3 separate regions of the Mus musculus genome follow, and all the other regions are linked to region 1. Evidence: chromatin loops called from intact Hi-C (ENCODE). Cell type or tissue: heart. All regions are shown on one strand. Links, peaks and the distances in the headings refer to the core of each region. The heading gives the core; the rest is flanking DNA.

The links. A loop is a pair of places that touch in the nucleus more often than their neighbours do. Peaks named below come from ENCODE experiments on the same cell type or tissue, not always from the same donor. Only the 100,000 strongest peaks of a DNase experiment are listed, where the experiment ranks them.
Region 2: a loop joins it to region 1, with 11 times the contacts of the local background. A loop is called at or near these places in 5 of 42 quality-filtered maps.
Region 3: it touches region 1 in a loop (4-fold over the local background); 40 of 42 quality-filtered maps call a loop at or near these places.

Annotation. Positions count from the first base shown.
Region 1 is chr19:21,730,994-21,737,950 of GRCm38, reverse strand. It overlaps Gm41818 (a long non-coding RNA gene), which reads right to left. Exons shown (of 3, transcript XR_003952858.1): 3 at 5,620-6,069. Among named protein-coding and RNA genes, the nearest start is that of Gm41818, 11 kb to the right of the region's middle. In heart, for the core only: a CTCF peak has its summit at 3,558 (motif pointing left); no DNase peak of the experiment used is centred there.
Region 2 is chr19:21,941,653-21,947,972 of GRCm38, reverse strand. No RefSeq gene overlaps it. Among named protein-coding and RNA genes, the nearest start is that of Cemip2, 170 kb to the right of the region's middle. In heart, for the core only: a CTCF peak has its summit at 4,324 (motif pointing right); DNase peaks (open chromatin) are centred at 4,372, 5,472 and 6,102; H3K27ac peaks cover 1,727 bases.
Region 3 is chr19:21,568,852-21,575,171 of GRCm38, reverse strand. No RefSeq gene overlaps it. Among named protein-coding and RNA genes, the nearest start is that of Gm38486, 24 kb to the left of the region's middle. In heart, for the core only: a CTCF peak has its summit at 3,799 (motif pointing left); a DNase peak (open chromatin) is centred at 3,781; H3K27ac peaks cover 956 bases.

The DNA of each region.
Region 1 (6,957 bases), core at 1,574-6,573:
TCCAGAGGATCCTATGCGCCCTGCCGAACTCCTCATGGGCACCTACATATGCAAACTTAAAATTAAGAAATAAATCTTAAAAAAGGAAAAAAGAAGAAAGTAACTGGCGATCATTTAAAACACAAAATTAGAGCACGCGGGGCGGGGGGGGCGGGGGGGGCGGGCAGGCAAATACAGTGTAACTTTGAGTCACTCGCAAGTGCTAACGTCAGCTGGGTCATTTCCGCATCACTGACAAATACAGGAAACTGTCCTGTGTTGATAAAAAGCAGATGAGAGGACAGCCATCCTTAACACGATCCTTTATTCCAGTAAAGCCACAGACGTAAAACCGCTGCTGCAGCAGAGAGAGACACAGGGGGACCGGATAGCATCTTCACCGCCCTCGGTTCTGGGAACAGCTTGTGGTGCTCACAGACCTCTAGTCCGGAGTCGTTGCTGAGTATTAAACGGGTGCATCCTGTGCTGACATTTGGGCAAATCTGAGGGCTCAAGAATCTACCTACGGTCTTCTTTTCTATCTGTTCGAGTAAACTGGGGATCTGGCATTCCCTAAAACAACCATACTGGTCTCATTCGCTTACTCACTCACTAAATGTTTGATCTCCAATCATGAATCAAGTTCCTTCTTAGGCCCAGGGAACAAAGTTGAACTAGAAAGACCGGGAGGCATGGCCCCAGTCCATTTTTGCTCTCTATGGGCAGATTTTAAGCCACCTTCATCAGACTAGGAATCATGTGGAGCTTGCCAGTGATATTTCAAAGTGACTATGCCTTTCTGCTGATAACATCATTTTTTCCTCTCCAAGGATTTTTTTTTAAAGTTACAAAATTTATAGCCCAGAGTGATAGGAAAGCAATAAAAACCTGTTGAGTTGAAAAGAGTCATTTATTGTTCCCCTAAAGTATGAGCAGACTCACGTTAAGACTCCAGTGGGACATTCTCTCCACGGGCGCGCAGAGTGCTAACCTCTCAGACTTGTAAGTTATAGACGTACCTTGTTAGTTTTTGTTATTAATATTTGAAGAACTTTTACACGTTAGCACAAAGGATTAGAACACGTTAATTCTCTGAGCAGGAGGTATAGACAAAATAAATAATAATTGTTCTCTTAGAAGGTCCACTAGGCTGACATGCTATTTTTATAGAGAAGGAGACAGCCTTGTAAGCAGCAGAGTAAACAAAACATTAAAGGCAGAATCCGGTCAAGAGAAGGACCTGGGAGGATTAGGGACCATGACAAAGATGGTGCCTGAATGTCAGGATCTCATAGAAAAGGAGTAAAAGTTAGGATAAAGTTATTAAGTGGCAGTTCCCTACCACCAACATGAGGGCCCCAGAGTCAGCAAATGGAAACTTGAATGTAAGAGATCACACATTAAGGTTAAATGGGGATTAATAATGAAGGTGGCCAGAGTTTCCTTGTTCTGCAGAAGTTGGGGGTTTAGGACAAGGTGAAAGAATAATTACACAATATGAGAAAAGAGGAGGAACCAGCAAGAGCCCTGTGTGCTTTCCAGGGGAAGCAACGGATGAACGGAGGCACATAGCACAGACACCTTAGCAGTGAGGTTACATCTGGGCATTGAACTACAGGAGTTTCCATCCTGGTGTAGTGGAGCATTCCTATAATCTCAGCAACCAGGAGGCTGAGGCAGGAGAAACAGGAGTATAAGGCTAGCCTGTACTACTTGGTGAGATCCTGTCTCAAAACCAAAAACAGAAAGGAGTTTTCTGAGGCACAAATACAGAAGACAGAGTTTCAGCTTCAAGAACAGCATGTGCAGAGGTAATAAATTAAAATCAAGTGCTGCGGCTGGAGAGTAATAGAGGTGGGGACTGCCAAGCTGTATGCATCAGAAAAGGTAAGGGCTTTAGGCATCCCCAGAGCAAAGCCAGGAAAGCACGTTGTGCTCTCTCTCTCTCCCTCTCCCTCTCCCTCTCCCTCTCCCTCTCCCTCTCCCTCTCCCTCTCCCTCTCTCTCTCTCTCTCTCTCCCTCTCTGTCTCCCTCTCTATCTCTGTTTCTGTCTCTCTCTTTCCCTCTCTCTCTCTCTTCCTCTACTTTTCTTTCTCTGTCTATATCTCTGTCTCTCTGTGTTGCTGTCTGTCTGTCTCTGTGTCTGCCTCTGTCCATCTGTCTGGATCTTACTATATACTCAGAATGACTTTGAACTCACTGTGATCAGGTTGTTTTGATCAACTTAAAAATCATTTTTAAGCTACAGAAAAAGTTGCAGCAATAAAGAAATTTCATGGTGGCACATTTGAGAGGCTGAGGCAGGAGGATTACAAATTCAACGCCACCTTGGGCTACAAAGTAGGATCCTGTCTCAAATATCAAACCAAAATAAACAGAAACAGATTTCATAGAGAACCACTCCAATTGCTAACACTTGCCATTCTCTCTGCGTTTGTGTCCACACTCTATTCACGGGACACTTTGACACTCAATAAATCACATATGGTCACTGAAGTGACTTTTTAGCTCAGTGATAGATCATTGAGCTGGTGTCCATAGGTCTATTGTCCGTGCCTAAGATCAATCCACAGGCTTAGAAAAAGGAAAGAGCCCAAAGATAAGATGCTCATGAAGATAGGAAGGGGTAGTAGGTGTTCCTCTAGAACTGCAATAACGGGCCACCAGATCAAGGCAGCCTTCCTTTTTAGGTGGAAGAGAGAAATGTTAGGAGAACACTTTTCCCAGGTCGGTGCATCTGAGGGAAACTCTGGTTTGAGGATTTGGTATCTTAGTGGTAGAGGCTGTGGCAAAGCAGAAATTAGTGATAAAACAATAGAAGGTGTATAAATATTGCCTATATACACATACATAATCCTGTTTGTATGATAAGCATGATTTCAAATCCTTTAGATAAATCAATTATTTTAACTCTTGTAACAATCCTTCAAAACTAGATAAGCTTCCTGTGTCTGGAGGCTCCCAAGAAGGGACCAGACAAGAGAAATGTACTGTGATGGATTATCTTTAAAATTGTGCCTTGTTTGGTCAGAAACCTTAGAAGTTAAGAGAACTGGCTACTCTTATAGAGGACCTGGTTTTGTTTCCCAGCACCTACATGGTGGCTCATAACTATCTATTACTCCTGTTCTAGAGGATCAATACCCTCTTCTGATTTCCCTTGGCACCAAACTCACACAGACAGGCAGGCAGGCACACATGCATACGTGCAAAACTCATACACACAAAATAAATATGAAACATTTTTGAAAGAAATTTGGAATATTTCACCTCCATTTACACCAGGGGATAGCTTGCTACTCTCCAGACCTCCAACCTTGGCTGAAGCCTGTATTCATCTCTTATGGAAATTCATGTCTGTAAAGGCTTTTGGTTATATATTATATTAGCATCGTCCACATCAACAAGAACTAACCTAAAATGTGAAGAGTAGGAGATACTTTTGATTACAAATTGCTTTTGAATTCGATAAAGCAAAGTGAGGTCCAGAAATGACAAGTCATTTTAATTTTTATTTAAAGATGTAAAATGGTTTAACTATCACTGGCATGAAAGCCAGTATTTCCCAAGCGCCCTCTTGTGGCATGGATTAATGATTTCCAAATTCCTGTTAGATGGAGACCAGGGAAGCAGATTTCCCTTTTCCGTGCTGGGCACTGAACCCAGGGCCTTGCACTTCCTAGGTGAATGCCTGTGCACTATAGTGCACACCTGACTCTAGCTGTGTAATCACAGTGATTTCGGTTTAGCTGCTGTGGAAGCCTGCAGCTTAAAACCTTCTCACTGTCCTGGAAACGCTGGAAACAAATCTTTCAAAGGCATAAGAAAACAGATAATTTCTCATGTTGTATACAAAAGATGGAAGACAGCTAGCTCAAGGCCACCAAAAATGTAAATGCCAAGATGAAGAGCAGAGCCCTTCACAGTGCCTCTGTGGCCTTACTTGCAGCATGATGAACTAGAAGAACACTGTCTGATCTAGTCCTCCTCAGAGTGCTGATCTGGGAACTCTATGAGTTCTGCAAAGTTCCCTGTACCGCCATTGCCTCTGACAGAGGACAGCACAAGCGAAGTGGACAAGAGAGAGTCTTTGAAGATCGACGATTTCCTTTGCAGTACTCAGCATACCCCAAAGATGGCCTTTAAGGAAGTGAAGGGAAATAAGCAGGAGAAAGCAGACCTCACAGGGTGCTGAGTTTATTTTCAAGAATTAACCTGTAACTGACACTTGGCAATGCTGGGCATCAGCTCCCCATCCCTCAGATGTCAGGGCATTGCGTGTTGTTCTGTGTTCTGTGGGCCTTTGTCACTTGAAGGTGAAGCTGAAGCCAGACGAGTCTAAGTGTCTGGGGTCCCCGTTACTAGTGAGTTGAGGCAGAAGAATCACTTGATTTTGGTTCTGAACCAGGCTGGGCAACAGATGACTCTTATAAGTAAAGCTGAGCAAAGGAGAAATAGCAACCAAGACAGAAATAGGAAGAGAAACAGAAAATGCAGGGAAGGGGCTGAAGAGATGCTCAGGGAGCTGGCTAGGTGACTGCTCTGCACTGTGGGGACCTGAGCTTAAGGATACAGTCATGGTGGCATTCTCCTGCACTTTTACCTTAACATGAGGAAGGCAGAGACAGGAGGATCCCAAAGACTCAACGGGCAGCTAATGGGGTTGAATCGGTGAGATGCAGCAGGTTCAGTGAGCTACACACACAGTCTTTTCAAGAGCAAAATTGCTTTGAGTATCACAAGAATCTTTGAACTCTTTGATCAGGGTGGGGAGGGACTGCTAAAGACTGGGGAGTTTCTGAAGTTGGATTTAATGTATCTCAATGGAAGGTCATAAGCCTAGAGGAGCCAGGGGGAGGAGGGATATGGCTTGGACATGCAATATTCTCCATAGGCCCACATGTTTGAAAACTTGGTGCTCAACTTGTGCTGCTGTTTGGGAAGGTTGGGAAATGCTTAGGAGGTGGAGCCTTGATGGAGGAAGTGGGACACGGGAGCTAGACTTTATACACTGACCCATCTTCCTATCCCTTCTCTGCTTCCCATGTGTGGATGTAGCATGAGTATCCAGGCCCTATCCATAGTACCACGCCTTCCCTGCCTCCTGCCATGTATTCCCTGCCATGACGGACTGTATTCCTTTGGGACTGTGAGCTAAAAGTCAACACTTTGTATTTATGCTTCGTTTGTGAAGGAATTTTACCACCACAAGAAGACAGTGTCTATGATATGATATATTCAAGTGAGGACCGTGTATTGCGCTGCCCTTTAAGTGATATTTAATGAATCTCACAGTGTGATATAAATGAAGACTGGAGTAAGCTCTACTGGAATTGGTCATTTTCTTAGTGCTTCCTTGGGCTGAGTCAATAAGGAGGTCACACACTCCCTGTACACGCTCACTCAGCCCAAAGCCCAGCCAGAGAGGTGATCATGTGTGAATGTCCAATCAGAGAAGTGGTTACATGTGCTATACGACTAGCTCACGATCCTCCATGGGCAAAGCCCTTAATCACAAGGAAAGTAAGCCATGTTTCACACTCACAATTACATTTCGCTCGGATGGTTTTTGGGTCCTCTGCCCAAATCTACTTTGTGAAGTTTTGATCTGCTCTGACATTCCGAGCTGGCCTTGGGGGGGGGGGGGGGAGGCAGAGGCCATGTTCTTAAGGACACACCAACAGAATGGGCATCTCCTGAGAGCTTTAAAAATGCAGAAACTTAGTGTCCTACCCCTCAGAGGCAGATCTGACACTTTATCAAAACCCCAGAGGGGTTCTTATGCACTTTAGTGTTTGAGAGATGCTGTCTCTCAAAAGACAGCTTCTGAATGCTACGGCTGGGAAAGTGACTCAAGTTTCCCTAGGCCAGTTCAGAAGCCTAGGGCGCATTCCTAGAATTCCACTCACAAGATTGCAGAATAGAAACATATCTTAACTCTACATGACACAAGAGTCAGATTCATCTGTCTTTCAATCCCATCTTCTGTCCATGGTGGCGCATAGGTTTCCGAACTCAGAGGGTACTTCCCGGCAGAATTCAGGCATCAGGGTCTGAAATAGATTGTGTAAGCAGCCAGCAACTCTCCGTCTGTAATGAGATACCCGGACCTCAGCAAATTACTGGGGTTTTCTTGATTAGTTACTAATCAATAGTATGGAGACAGTGCTGTCGATCTTATGTATTTCCCAAGGAAGTTAAAGGATCCAAAAATTCCCAGGCTGGGATGGTGATGGCTCAGTGGGTAAAGGGCTTGCTGAGCACAGTGAGGACCAAAGTTAGGATTCATCCATGGCTTCCCACAGCAAACCCACTGCAGTCAATAAGAGGCTTATCACGTCTTCTGAGTCTTTCCATTCACCCTCAGTGCCCCACCCTGGATCTACTGAGTCCTAGCCCTTTCCTCTGCTGCTGATGCCCTTTAATTCATCTCTTAGTCTAGACTCAAATGGATTCTTTTTTAAACTTCTCTCTCTCTCTCTCTCTCTCTCTCTCTCTCTGTGTGTGTGTGTGTGTGTGTGTGTTTGTGTGTGTGTGAGTGTGTGTGTACACATCCTGCAGCATACATGTAGTTAGGGGACAACTTGTAGATACCTTGCTACAAGATCAAGGCCAATTTGGTCAACTTAGTGAGTTCTGGGCCTACATAGAAAGACCTTATCTAGAATAAACAAACAAAACAAGAAAGAAAGAAAAAAAAAAGATACAGTGAAGAAATGACAGACAGAACTGGGTGACGGACACATGAGTGTTTACTACGTTATATTTTCTATAGCTCACCTGCATCTTATACATATTTTATATTTATTAATAAGATGAACAAATGACTTTTCATCTATAAAACATCTATTAAGAATATTAAGAGCTTATTTTCTATTTATTATAAATTGTCTTGGCCATAGGCCACCATTTCTGTTTGGCGGATTCAAGGTGCCAGTGGGCCTATGGTGCTCTCAAGGCTACCACTTAGGCCTCAAT
Region 2 (6,320 bases), core at 1,321-6,320, 210 kb before region 1:
AGCCAGGGAGAGCAGCTGCCCCAGGCAGCCCTGATGTCTACATTTACCATCCAAGTTCCGTTGAATGCCCGCCCTCCAGGAGAGGCAACACTAATAAGCACGAATTTCATGATATAAAGGTCTCTCTCTCTCTGATCCTGTTTTAATAATTTTTCATTACCCACCTACTAGTTTAATAATCAGTATGGATGAGTCACCACATATTAATTTTTAGTGAATTAAGATTGCTGCCCGTTATTGTCCTACACAGACTTGGAAATTGCCTAAAAGATGCATAGCTGAAGAACGTTAGAGTCATTGTACCAATTTTGTTTTTCCCTACACAAGCCAACTTCTGTGACTTCAGCAAGGGGGAACACAAGCTTTTGAAATGAAACTGGAGAAGATTAAGGTTCCATTGACCACCATCTCTATCATTCAGAAGCAAAGTCACATCACCAGAGACAAAGCTGGACACCTACCTACACGATGGCTAGGGTAATGGCCATATACATGCCAAACAATTATCCAGGCATAATGACACACACCTGCAATCCCTTGTTTCGCATGGATCATTAATAATTAAACAATCATTTTAAAGTCTCTTGCCCACAAAAGCCAAGATGTTAGGAGGGATTTAATCTATAGCTAGTGTGCAAAGGACAGTATACATCAAAAGCTTTCATATTTAAATCTCATCACACCAGCAAGCAGATCTAATTTAAACTTTGCAGACCACAACATTTGCGTTGTCCAAAAACTGAGGAATGGGACCGGCTGAGGTACTAGCAGCAGACATTTTAGGATTGTCCCTCTCCTGTGGGCTCAGCTTGGCCCAGCTTCTCCAACTGGGAGATAGACTACAATTTAGTCTTTGCTTCACTAGTACTTTATCTTGCAGACTCCGCCTCAACCCAGAGAGTCTGTCCCTGACTCCCGGGGACCGGGTATTCTCTTTACTTCATACAGATCTGTTTGTCTCTGCACATAGCTCAGTTTTTGATTATTCACTGTGCAGCCATTAGAATTTTCTGTCTATTAGCTGGCAGGCTAGCTGAAGCTGCACAGATCTCTCTTTTTATATCCCCAGTACACAGCACAAAAGCTCACAATTACTCTCAATGAAGAAACCGGTGGCTACACTCCACCTGTCCCTTATTATCCCCAAGGTGCAAGTGTGGATGCTGAAAAGCAGCCTATACAAATGGGGATCCGCCCCCTTATGTTATGGCCTTGTCCGGTGGTTGGAAGTGTCCCAAGCATGTCTCCTCCCACTGTGTCATGTGACCATTTTCTGGTTTTAGATGTCGTATAAGTGAGTCACTTCCTGTGTGTATCACAGGGCTCTTGCAGTAATTGAAATGGTCTGAGCCTGTAGTATCTCTTCCTACTGTGTCATCTGATCCTCGGTGATTTTTAGGCAGATCTAAAGCCTCTTTCTTAAGCTTTCTTGTACAGAATTTGATTCCTGGTGTGGAAATAATGAGGCAGTGGGACTTTAAGAGGGAACTGGGTTCTGGGATAATCATACCCAAGGGGATTAATGCTGCTCTCATGGAGTGAGTGAATTCTCTTGGAAGCCTCTCACTCTCCCTTGCTTCCTATTTTACCAGATTTCTGCTCTGTCTTCCCACAGGCTCCCACCAGGTTCTTCATCAAACAGCAGAAGAACCTCACCAAAGACCAATCCAGTGAAGTTGCCTATCTTAGACTGTCAACTTCTAATACTGTGAGGTAGGCTTTTTTTCTTTTTTCTTTTTCCTTTTTTCTTTTTTCTTTTTCCTTTTTTCTTTTTTTCTTTTTTCTTATTCCTTTTTTTTTGGTTTCTCGAGACATGGTTTCTCTTTATAGTCCTGGCTGTCCTGGAACTCACTCTGTAGACCAGGCTGGCCTCGAACTCAGAAATCCCCATGCCTTTGCCTCCCAAGTGCTGGGATTAAAGGCATGCACCACCACTGCCCGGTGAGGTTTTTCTTATTATTATTCTCTCACACATTATATCCTAACCACAGCCTCCCCTTCCTCTACTTATCCCACCCATCTCCCTTCTCCTCCAGATCCACTGTTTCTCTTCAGAAGTGAGCAGGCCTCCAGGGATATCAACCCAACTCCATATAACAAGCTATAAGACTAGGCACAAGCCATCTCATATCAAGATGAGGCAACCTAGATTTGATATGAGCAGGCAAAGAGTCAGAGACAACCCCTACTCCCATTGTTAGGAGTCCTACAAGAACGCCAAGCTGCACAACCACAACATATATACAGAAGGCCTACCTCAGACCCATATAGGTTCTGTGATTGTTGCTTCAGTTTCTGCGAATCCCTCTGAGCCCTGCTTAGGTGATGATCTGAACCATATTCTTATGGTGTTTTTGACCTCTCTGGCTTCCTCTCCCTCTTCCTTGAGGTTTCCCCAGGCTCCACCTAATGTTTGGCTGTGAGTCTTTGCATCTGCTCCCAGCAGTTGCTAGATGAAGCCTCTGTGATGACATTGGGCTATGCACCAATCTATGAATATAGCAGAATATCATTAGGAATTATTTCATTTACTTTTTTCTATCTTCGGTCTCTGGGCTATCCAGCCCTTGGTTTCTGGCCATCCAGGCAGTGCCATATGTGGCTTCCCTCTCATAGAATGGAATCACATTGGACCAGTCATTGGTTGGCCACTCCCACAAGTTCTGCACCACCATTATCCCAGCACATCTTGCAGGCGAGACAAATTGTAGGTCTAAGGGTTTGTGTCTGAGTCAGTGTCCCAGTCCCAGTCCCAGTCCCAGTCCCAGTCCCAGTCCCAGTCCCACCACTGGAAGTCTTTCCTGGTTACAGAAAACGGTCAGTTCAGGCTTTGTCTCCTCTATTACTAGGAGTCATTACTAGGATCATCCTCATATATTCCAAAAAGTTTCCACAGCACTAATACTGTGAGTTTTTAAAATCCTCTTTTCTGTGCTTACGGCCCCGCCTGTGGTATGCTATTGAAAGACTCCAAGAGGAGCCCCTCACTCAGGCCTCAGGACAATAGCGGACACCCAAGAACTCACGACAGACCGAGCTTGTTGCAAACCACATGAGGCTTTATTCGGGGAAAGCCAGAGCTCTGGGGAGGACTCATATCCCACGCAGGGGTAGAGGAGTCGACCTCGAGGGTAAAGAGTTCCCAGTTTTTATAGGCCCTCAGGGGGGAAAGGAGAAGGGGGAGATTAGGGGATTTCCAGACCTAAACAATGTCTATTCTCAAGAAATGGGTATGGGAGGGGTACAAGGAAAGAGTCTAATGAAGGTGCAGCAATGGGCACACACCTGGTCAGAACATTGGCAGACACACAGGTTCCAGGAGTGGCCAGAGCATTGTGCACCTCTATTTTTTTAAATCAGTGAAGCTAGTTCTGCTAACACTGACGTCTATCTTGCCAATTTCAGGGCTTCTGTGTCCTTTTACATTCTGCCAGGATCTTTCACTATCATAATAGTGGAGAACAGAAAAGCACACCATTGCGCATCGCAGCTAGGAGCTTCAGGGAGATCCTAACTGCTGTTCACACGAGGGTGAAATGAAACCACTGTGAGACAAGCAAGCCTTCAAGCAGTGTGATTGTGTGCAGATGCTTCTACGGCGGGAAGAACTGTGACATCACAGTCAGATCCATGGTTCTTTCTCACGTCTCTGGAAAGAAGCTGGGAATTCCCACAACAGCCTTTGTACCATAAAAGCTTCAGAAGGGGCTCTACGAATCCTATCGTGTGCATCGAACTTTTGTAAAAACCATAGTTTCTTCAAGAAGTCATTTTAGATTTTTAAAGTCACATTCTAAAACTCTGTCAATACATGAAGAGATGGTGTGGTCTTAAAATTCCACTTTACTAAGAAGGCTTTCAGAATTTTCCTCATCTGGATGATTTTACTCGTAAATTGGGTTTTATTTTGAATACATGCAGACATAATTCTGTACAAATAGAGCTTTTCTGTTCATTTTTTGTTGGATTTTTTTTTATATTTCTTATCTTCCTTCTACATATATCAGCCATAAGCCCCAGTGAACAGCCTAGTCGATGTCCTTTCACATATTATTATGTCTGCATAATTATGTTTAATCCTGTACTTTACCTGTGCATTGTTCAATATGGGAAACCTTTTTTTAGGTGGTGCCCTACAGGAAGAGGCTCTGATTACTTAGGGCCTTTGCATCCTGCTTCTCTTTTGGTCCTTCATAGATATTCTTCTAGGGCCTCTGGGGTGACTACCATTCACTCATAAATGACTGCAGAGTATTCTCTGGGCTGCAGATATTGTGGGATCTAGTCCTGCTCTAGCATGGGAAATGTTCCCTTCCCACGGGCCACTAGGGAGCACTGTCAGAGCAGTGTCGGCCTGGGTGAGCAGCAGCCAGCTTGGGCAAGACTCAGAGACACATCTGTGACTACACGAACCTCTTCATCCTCAGCTGAAGATGCAGCGTTTGTCCCAACTTTTCTCCCAAGCCTTTCTCAAGAAGAGAACCCAGAACTCACTGGCTTTCTCTAACCAGGTCTTTACCTGTCATTTCAGCCATGGGGATGGGGGTTAAGACAGACTCAGGTTTCTTGTTTGAGTCCCCTACGGTTGTTGACAGACACAGAGAAAATGACTGATCAGAAATGTTCTGAACTGCACAGCCAATGAGAACAGTTCCTGTCACTGTTGCCACTTCAATGCCACCGCTCAGGACAGAAGATTCCAGAAAGCAGGCTAAGAGCTTGGCATCCATTACCTCAATGGATAGTCACAGAAATCTCAGGATATAAGGACACTTTATATTCTATTATACAAATGACATGTGTGACGTAGATATGACAGGTTCACATATCAACACAGACCTTCTTAAGACAGAACATGAATTTTCTCCTTACACCTTAAGCAGGTCACTGCGTGACTATTCCTGAATCTCCATGTCTTCTCTGAAAAAAACAAAAAACAAAACACAACCCTCAATCCAGGCCCTAGGTTTGCTCACAGTACGCACCTTGGCACATGGCAGATCTTCAGTGTAAGTTCATAAACAAACAAATGACTGGAAGAACTGTGAGGGGTCTCTGGAAGGAGCAGAGTCAAACTACAGTCCTAATGACATTAAAATATATAAAGAAAAGCCAGCAGATTTGAGTTGTTTCTTTCAGAGAGGATTTCTGTGACAAATTCATTTACCAAACCAATTTAGCAAATAAAGGGGCCCTGGCTCTGCTCTACAGCAGAGCCTTGAGAGCTGTTTGCCCTGTGGATCCCAGCACTGAAAACTGAAAGTGTGCCCTGGGCTATTCACACAGAGCACTGTGCTAGCTGCTGCCGAGAGAGAAGGCTCAATTTTTTTATTAAAAGTGAAAATACTCCAGGATCCAGCTTTACGCAGTGGCCGTTAAAGGGCTAAAAGGCAGGAAATTTTCGCTTCCATCAGAAAAGTGTGTGGTAATCACGGACATTACGTTTCTCTCCGGAAACACACAGACATTGACTTCCTTTGGGTGTGCTTATCATTTTCCTTCCTTTCCAGAAAGTGCATTCATTCTCCTGGGGAAAGAAACGAAGACCCAGTGATGTAGAAGCCGCCAGGACCACAAGTGCTACTGTTCTTTCTCGTGTGCTGTTTTCTTTCTGTGAACTCTGAGATGCCACTAATGAGAATAACCAATTACTACATCTGTTGACCAAGAGCAGGCTCCGCTGCCCATTAACACAGCCTTCTCTGGCCAGTCACTCTAATGAGAAACTGGGTAATTGCAGGACTCTTGGTCAATAGTTGAGAATTTTAGTTTATGTTGAATTTACAGCCAGAAGTGCATTTGTTTTGATGTTTCAAGCCTAATTAGATTTATTTTATATATAAAGAAATGCCGACTTTTTTTTTCTTTTTGTGACCCCAAATTCTAGATATATTATGTACATCAAAGAATAAGAGATTGAGATGGATGCTCCAAATATCATCTGCTTCGAGTCAGAGATAACTATATCCCACTCATTCCAGGAAGTCAACCAGCCACCTTCTCTGATATTGCTGAAATATTCCATCCTGCCAACTCTTGGCACAGATTGTTTCCTTGAGCCCCAGAAGCTATTGTCTTCATTTCCTCTGTGCTCGGTTTAGCTTCTTGTGGTCATTTTCCCTACTGTGGAAGGAGGAGCTGAGTTGGTTTCCACTGTCTCCAGTTTCTCTATAGGCTTTTGCCAAGATTTTGTTTTGTTTTTTTTTTAATTACATGTGTATGCACACATGTGCATATATGCATGTGTGTGTGCATATATATGCATGTGTGTGTGCAAGTACATGAGTGCTGGCTTTTCACTGCATACATCACACTGCCTA
Region 3 (6,320 bases), core at 1,321-6,320, 160 kb after region 1:
CAAGATTTGTTTTTATTTTATGTGTGTGGGTGTAGCCTGCATATGTATCCGAAGAGATGACTCAGTGGGTGATGTTCTCATTGTACAAGCATGAGGACCAGAGTTCAGATCCCCTGCACACATGTAAGTGCCATCTTGGCAAGGGTGGTCTGCCTATGATCCTACAGTGTGAGAGGCCAACACAGGGATCCTCAAAGGAAGCTAGATAGCTAGACAAGCCAATCAGTGAGCTCGAGGGTCAAGTAAAAACCCTGCCTCAATCCATAAGATGGACAGCAGTGGAGGGAGACACCCTACATCAACCTTGGGCCTACACCTATACGTGCACACACATGCACATGAATGCCTGTACACAGCTGGGCAGTGGTGGTGCATGCCTTTAGTCCTAGCACTTGGGAAGCAGAGGTAGGCAGATACCTGAGCTCGAGGCCAGCCTGGTCTACAGAGTGAGTTCCAGGATAGCCAGGGCTACACAGAGAAACCCTGTCTTGAATAAATCAATCAATCAATCAATCAATCAATCAACAAATAAAAATAAATGCCTGTACACATTAGCATGCACACCACATACACATGATAAACAGGACAGTTTACTCTGTTTTCTCCACGATAAGCCTTTCCCTCTATGTTCCTGAGTGTGTACATGTGTGCATGCATACACACACACTCTACTTGAAGCTTTCCACAGTATCTGGCTGTCACTGAATTTTTAAAAACCCAACCTTGTAGGAAGGGAGAGTGTTAGCGTACATTTTTTTTGCAACCTACTTTTAATAGGGGTTCAAACTTTCCTCTAGTCCACCACCCAGCAGAGGTAGTGGAAGAGAAATAGTATTAGGACATGGGAGAAGTAGACCTGTTTAGTAACAGTTCTTTGGGGGTGAACTTGATCTTCAGTTCAGTCCCGTAGCAAACACCAAATATGACTGAGCTGCAGACCAGTCCGGTAGGCAGGCAAACACCAGGCACAAACCAGCAGCTGTAGGTCAATCCTGAAGAAACTTGTCAGCTAGTCTGAGGTGAAACTACAGAAGCAGCAAGCTGCTGCAGGAACCTCACGAGCAGTTCTTAGGTGAGTTTCTCTCAATGGCAGCATTACCACAAGTTGAGCTCAACCATGCTATTTAAGGTGAACAAATACATGTGGGTCATCATGGAAGAATAGTGAGGTGGAGCAGAGAAGCCGAAGCTCAGTCCTCATCTCCCACTGTCTGTGGGGTCATATTTATACTCCTTCATCACAGGTCCTTTCATGTGTTTGCTATATCAAAACATCCTTTCACCTGTGTCTGCTTCAGGAAGACATTCTTTCCTGTGTCCGCTCCAGCAAAACATCCTTTCTCTTGTGTGCCCTAGCAAAATATAATTTGACATACTAACTTTCCAAAGAAACTAGAAGTTTCCACGTCAGGAAAATAACAGGAAGTAAGAGTATTAAAAGAAATTTGTCTGAGTCAGGTGGCAGTGGCACTTGGCTTTTTTTTTTTTTTTTTTTTTTTTCACCCATCAACTGTCAGTTTGAAATTCTTAAGTCCCTTCATTTCATGTCTGTCAAGCAAGATACTAGCTCCTTAACATATGTTTAGCATTCATTTTAGGTGTATGGGTATTTTGCCTCCATGTATGTCTGTGTACCACATGCATGTCTGGTGCATACTGAACAGGTTGTTTTGATGAAGATATATGTCAGTAGCTGGAGGGGCGGGGTGCACACCTTTAATCCAAGAAGTGGGGAGGCAGAGGTGGGCGAATCACTGAGTTTAAAGCCAACCTGGTCTACAGAGTGAGTTCCAGGACAGCCAGGGCTACACAGAGAAATCCTGTCTCAAAAAAGCAAGCAAGCAAACAAACAAAAAGTGTGTGTGTGTGTAAAACAAAATTAATGAAAACAGAGACCATGGATTTGAAAAAGATCAGAGAGGGGTACACAGGCTGGGATGGAGAAAAGGGAAGAGGAAATGATAGAACTATATTCTACTTAAAAATGAAAACAAAATTTTAAGAAGAAAAACAAAATTACTTTAGTTCATTAGTCACCCGGGGAGAATAAAACGCATGGCGTTGCACCTGCGAAAGAATTATCCACCATCATGATGAATGTGTGCACGCACACGGGTGAATGTAGACTGGTGACAAGAACAGCTTATCCTGAGAAAGTTTCTCTCTCTTCCCCTTTCCGTCGTCCCTTCCCCCCAACCCCCACCCCATTTGCTCCAGTTCTCACACTCCATAGAACTGTGTTGCTTATTCCTTTCAGGATTGCTTCAGCTCTGGCTTCTTTCTCACACCTCCTCGTTAGGTTGAGTGACAGGTAAAACGCTGTTGTCTGAGATGTATCCGGCAGAGAAGAGAGTGGGGTGTGGATCCGCAGCTACCAGAACTTGTTTGAATCCCTCTTGCTCTGTTGCTCTCCATCTAGCCTCCATCTTCTGTGTATCGGGATCTAAACTGATGTTCACGGAGGAGCTTCAAGTGGGTCTGGACACGGCCATCTTCTCCCCATCTTCCTCGCCTCCTACTGTTCTTGCAGTAATCTAGGGCCCTTGGGTGTTTGGGATATAAAGGAGCTTTTTCTGGTCTCCCCTCCTCGAGGGCAGAGAACAACAGAAACTAAATAAGAAGCGGGGGGCTATGCATGGGCATTTAGTAGCTCTCAAGTAGCCGAGAGATGATACATACGGTAACTAGAGATTAACTTTCTTTAAGGGAGGCCTCTTGTGCAGATTTTTTTCTTTCAAGAATGACCAACAGTTGTGCCAAGCCCTGGTGTTGATATAAACACCATTCTGGCCATTGAGCACCGATTTCTAAGAGCTTTTTCATCCTCTTTGACAAGACACTTCGTCCAAGGAAGACACAGTCCAGAGGTTAAATACAGAAGACATCTGTATTTATTAGACTGGGTGCTATCGGGAAAGCTGTAGTTATGTTAAAAATAACATGCGATTCAAAGTTCACAGGATAAATATAGCCAGCTGGGAACAGATGAGTAATGTCGGTATGGTGGGCTGTGCTCCCAACCAGGGGGTGCTGAGTGTTGGAATTCAGTTTTACTTTTGATATTCCTTAGGCATTCTCAAGGTACAAAGCAAAACTCTGCTCTTGGGACTGGAGGCAGACATGACATAAAGAAGGGTCTGTTAAGGAAATAAAAGTGTCCTTCTATTTTACGACTACATTGCTCGTTCGGATTGTGCCGTTCTTGTATTCCGCACTGTGTTTCCATTGACCTTTTCCTGGCACGGCCGTGCTAAAACCTCTTCCGATAATCAAAGTATGTAGACAGCTACCCTGAAGATGGGAACTGGAAAAGACCAGCTAGCATCCAGGACTCACGGCCACAACATATAAGTTGCATGGTTGCTTGGCTTAGCTCTGTCTGTTGTCTTTGCTTGATATGGTGTAGGAATTGAGCCCAGGGCCTCTCCTGTACCCGGCATGCTTTGTCCCAGAGAACTGCCTTTCTCCCAGGGAACTGCGCCCCCATCCCCCAACCTAATTTTTAAATTTCACTCTTTGTTTTTCCTTTCTCTTGTGGACTTTATAGAAAGGCTCCCTTTCAAAATTCTAGCCATTTTACCTATTTTTAAAGAAGGGTCTTAGGTTCTTGTGGATCAGCACAGGCAGTACACCCTGGGGACACATTACTAGTGCACATTCTTTGGTCCACCCTACGGACCTACTGTACCAGGAACTGTGGGAATGGGACCCAGCGACACTGAGTTAACAAAATTCTCATGTTGGCTTGAGAACCACAGTTCCACCAGAACTAAGGGAAATCGCGCCCCCTGGAGGTCGCATGACCACAGCCGCCAGAAGTAGTTGCATCAACCCAAGCAGTCTAGAGGCAGAGAGGCAGCAGGGTTTGCAAATCTTACTGCCTCTCTCCATACAAAGTGACGACTGCAGGCAGCTTCAGAGGCCCGGGATTGATTTAACTATAAAGGATGGTGCCAGTTTGAAGATGGGTGAGTATGGGTGTATTAAAAAATAAATGAGTATTTGCTGATCTGTTTATCGTTTCCATTTCTGGTACTTGGTTCACTTCCGTATTCAAAATCTTGCAAGGGACCTCCATTGAGCCTTGTCTCAAACCTCTGCAACAGGATCCTGTTCTCGTATTCAGCTCTTACTTGCCTCCCACGTGGAGAAATGCTGCTTGCTTTCTTCTGTGTTTATGCTGCCAGGGCAACAGCAGGAGCCGGTATAGGCCTCTGACAACTGTGCTCTTTGCTGGAAGCAGCCCCTGCAGGGCAGGAGCCACCATTGATTCCCTTTGATCCTGCCTTAGCACACTGTTCTTGGTGAGAGGTGTGAAAAATACTTTCAAACGAATACATGGACTAATTCAGCCCGTAGTCTGCATGCGCTAGGCATTTCTGGAATGGCTCAACCGGCTTCCTTCACCCAGTTCCTCTCAATGTGAAATGCCTTATGCCCAAGGTCAATAGGGAATACCTCATGTCTATCTCTAGCCTGTCTAAACCCCATCTGATGAATTCACTGAGTCTCACTGTTTTGGGGATGAGTACAAGAAAAAAATATATGTACATATATATATATATATATTTATATTATATATATTTGTGTTGTGTTGGTTGAGGACTTAACACATACCACATCGCCTTAATTTTAAAATCAGTTTATGAGGAAGATATTATTATTGTTATTATCAAATGTAATGAAATGGATGGAAACAGGGCTTAAATAATTTGCTTAGGAAGTAGAGTGAGAGATTTCAAAGCTAGTACTAAAACCCAGGTTTGCTCTACCCTTAAGGTCAATTGTCTTAATTTAAGTCTACATGGGTAATAGACTAAGTACAGATATTCAAAATGTTCAAACTCAAAAATTATTAATATAAATAGACCATAGAAATCTAGACTGACGTTTTGTTATTCTTTTTAAAACAAGATCTTACTACACAGTCCAGATTTAACGTATATCTCAGTTGTCCTGGCATTACATACATGCACTACCATGTACTGGAAATTAGAATTGATGTGCTAGTCAGCGAATACAAATACACTGATGTCCTGCCAGTTAGGCTTTTCTCTAGGAGCAGAAAAATATAGGGCATGAATAAGGTTGACAGGTCCTTGATCTTTAAAAATTATTTTCTTTAATCCCACCACTCGGGAGGCAAAGACAGGAAGATTTCTGTGAGTTTGAGACCAGCCTGGTCTACGGAGCAAGTTCCAGGACTTCCAGGGTCACATAGAGAACCCCTGTCTTGAAAAACCAAAATCCCAAAACCAAATAAACCTAAAAAGAACTATTTTGCATTGGGAAGATTTGATGGAAGAGTCTGTCCTGGGCAAAATGAAGAAAGCACAGGCCCTGAAGCTAGGGAGACTGGAGGGAACCAATGAGCAGAAGCCACATCCACAGACCCCCATCCTTGCCCTTAGGAGGACTAACTCTGATCAAGACGCCCTGGCATAGGTTCTGTAAAAGAAGGAACCCAGCCCAGGCTGTCCCAGAGTGTAAGTCTATGACCATAGGAGGGAAAGTCAATCCTTTTGGTTTGTGCCACTAACACTGTCCCCAGAGCCTGAAAATGAGTGAGACTTTAGCAAAAACTCAAGTAATCTCTCTCTCTCTCTCTCTCTCTCTCTCTCTCTCTCTCTCTCTCACACACACACACACACACACACACACACACACACACACACACGAGAGAGAGAGAGAGAGAGAAAGAGAGAGAGAGAGAAAGAATAAAGTATGTGAGTAAACTGATCTTTTAATTAATTAATTAATTAATTAATTAATTTTAAAGACATGGTTTCTCTGTGTAGCTCTGGCTTTCCTGCAACATACTTTATAGGCCAGGCTGTTCCACTCACAGAGGCAGAACCAGTTCCCAGGTCTTTCTGGATGTGCCAAGCACCAGCAGCATCAGAAGGTGGGCCTGAGTCTGTTGGTAACAACACACCAGAGAATAGCTCCAATCTAGCAGTCCATGAAATTATATGTCCTTGCCTAGATGCAGACAGGGAGGAGCTACCTTGTCTGTAGCAATACCAAGCAACATAGCAAGGCCAATTACAAATGAACCTGCTTTTTGTTATCACAGTGCACGTACAGCTAGAAACCAGGTTAATGACAAAATGTACCTTCCTACAGGGGTGGGGGTGGGGGCGGGGAGCAAGCATTTCCACAGCTGTCTCCAGGGCTGCTGTGTCACTGTCCAGCTGTCTCCAGGGCTGCTGTGTCACTGTTGTAATCTTGGGTTCAGTTAATGCCATCCTTTGTTTTTTTCCTTGCTCAAAACTTGACATTCCACATGGCTTCCACTCACTTTCTTTGACCTACACATC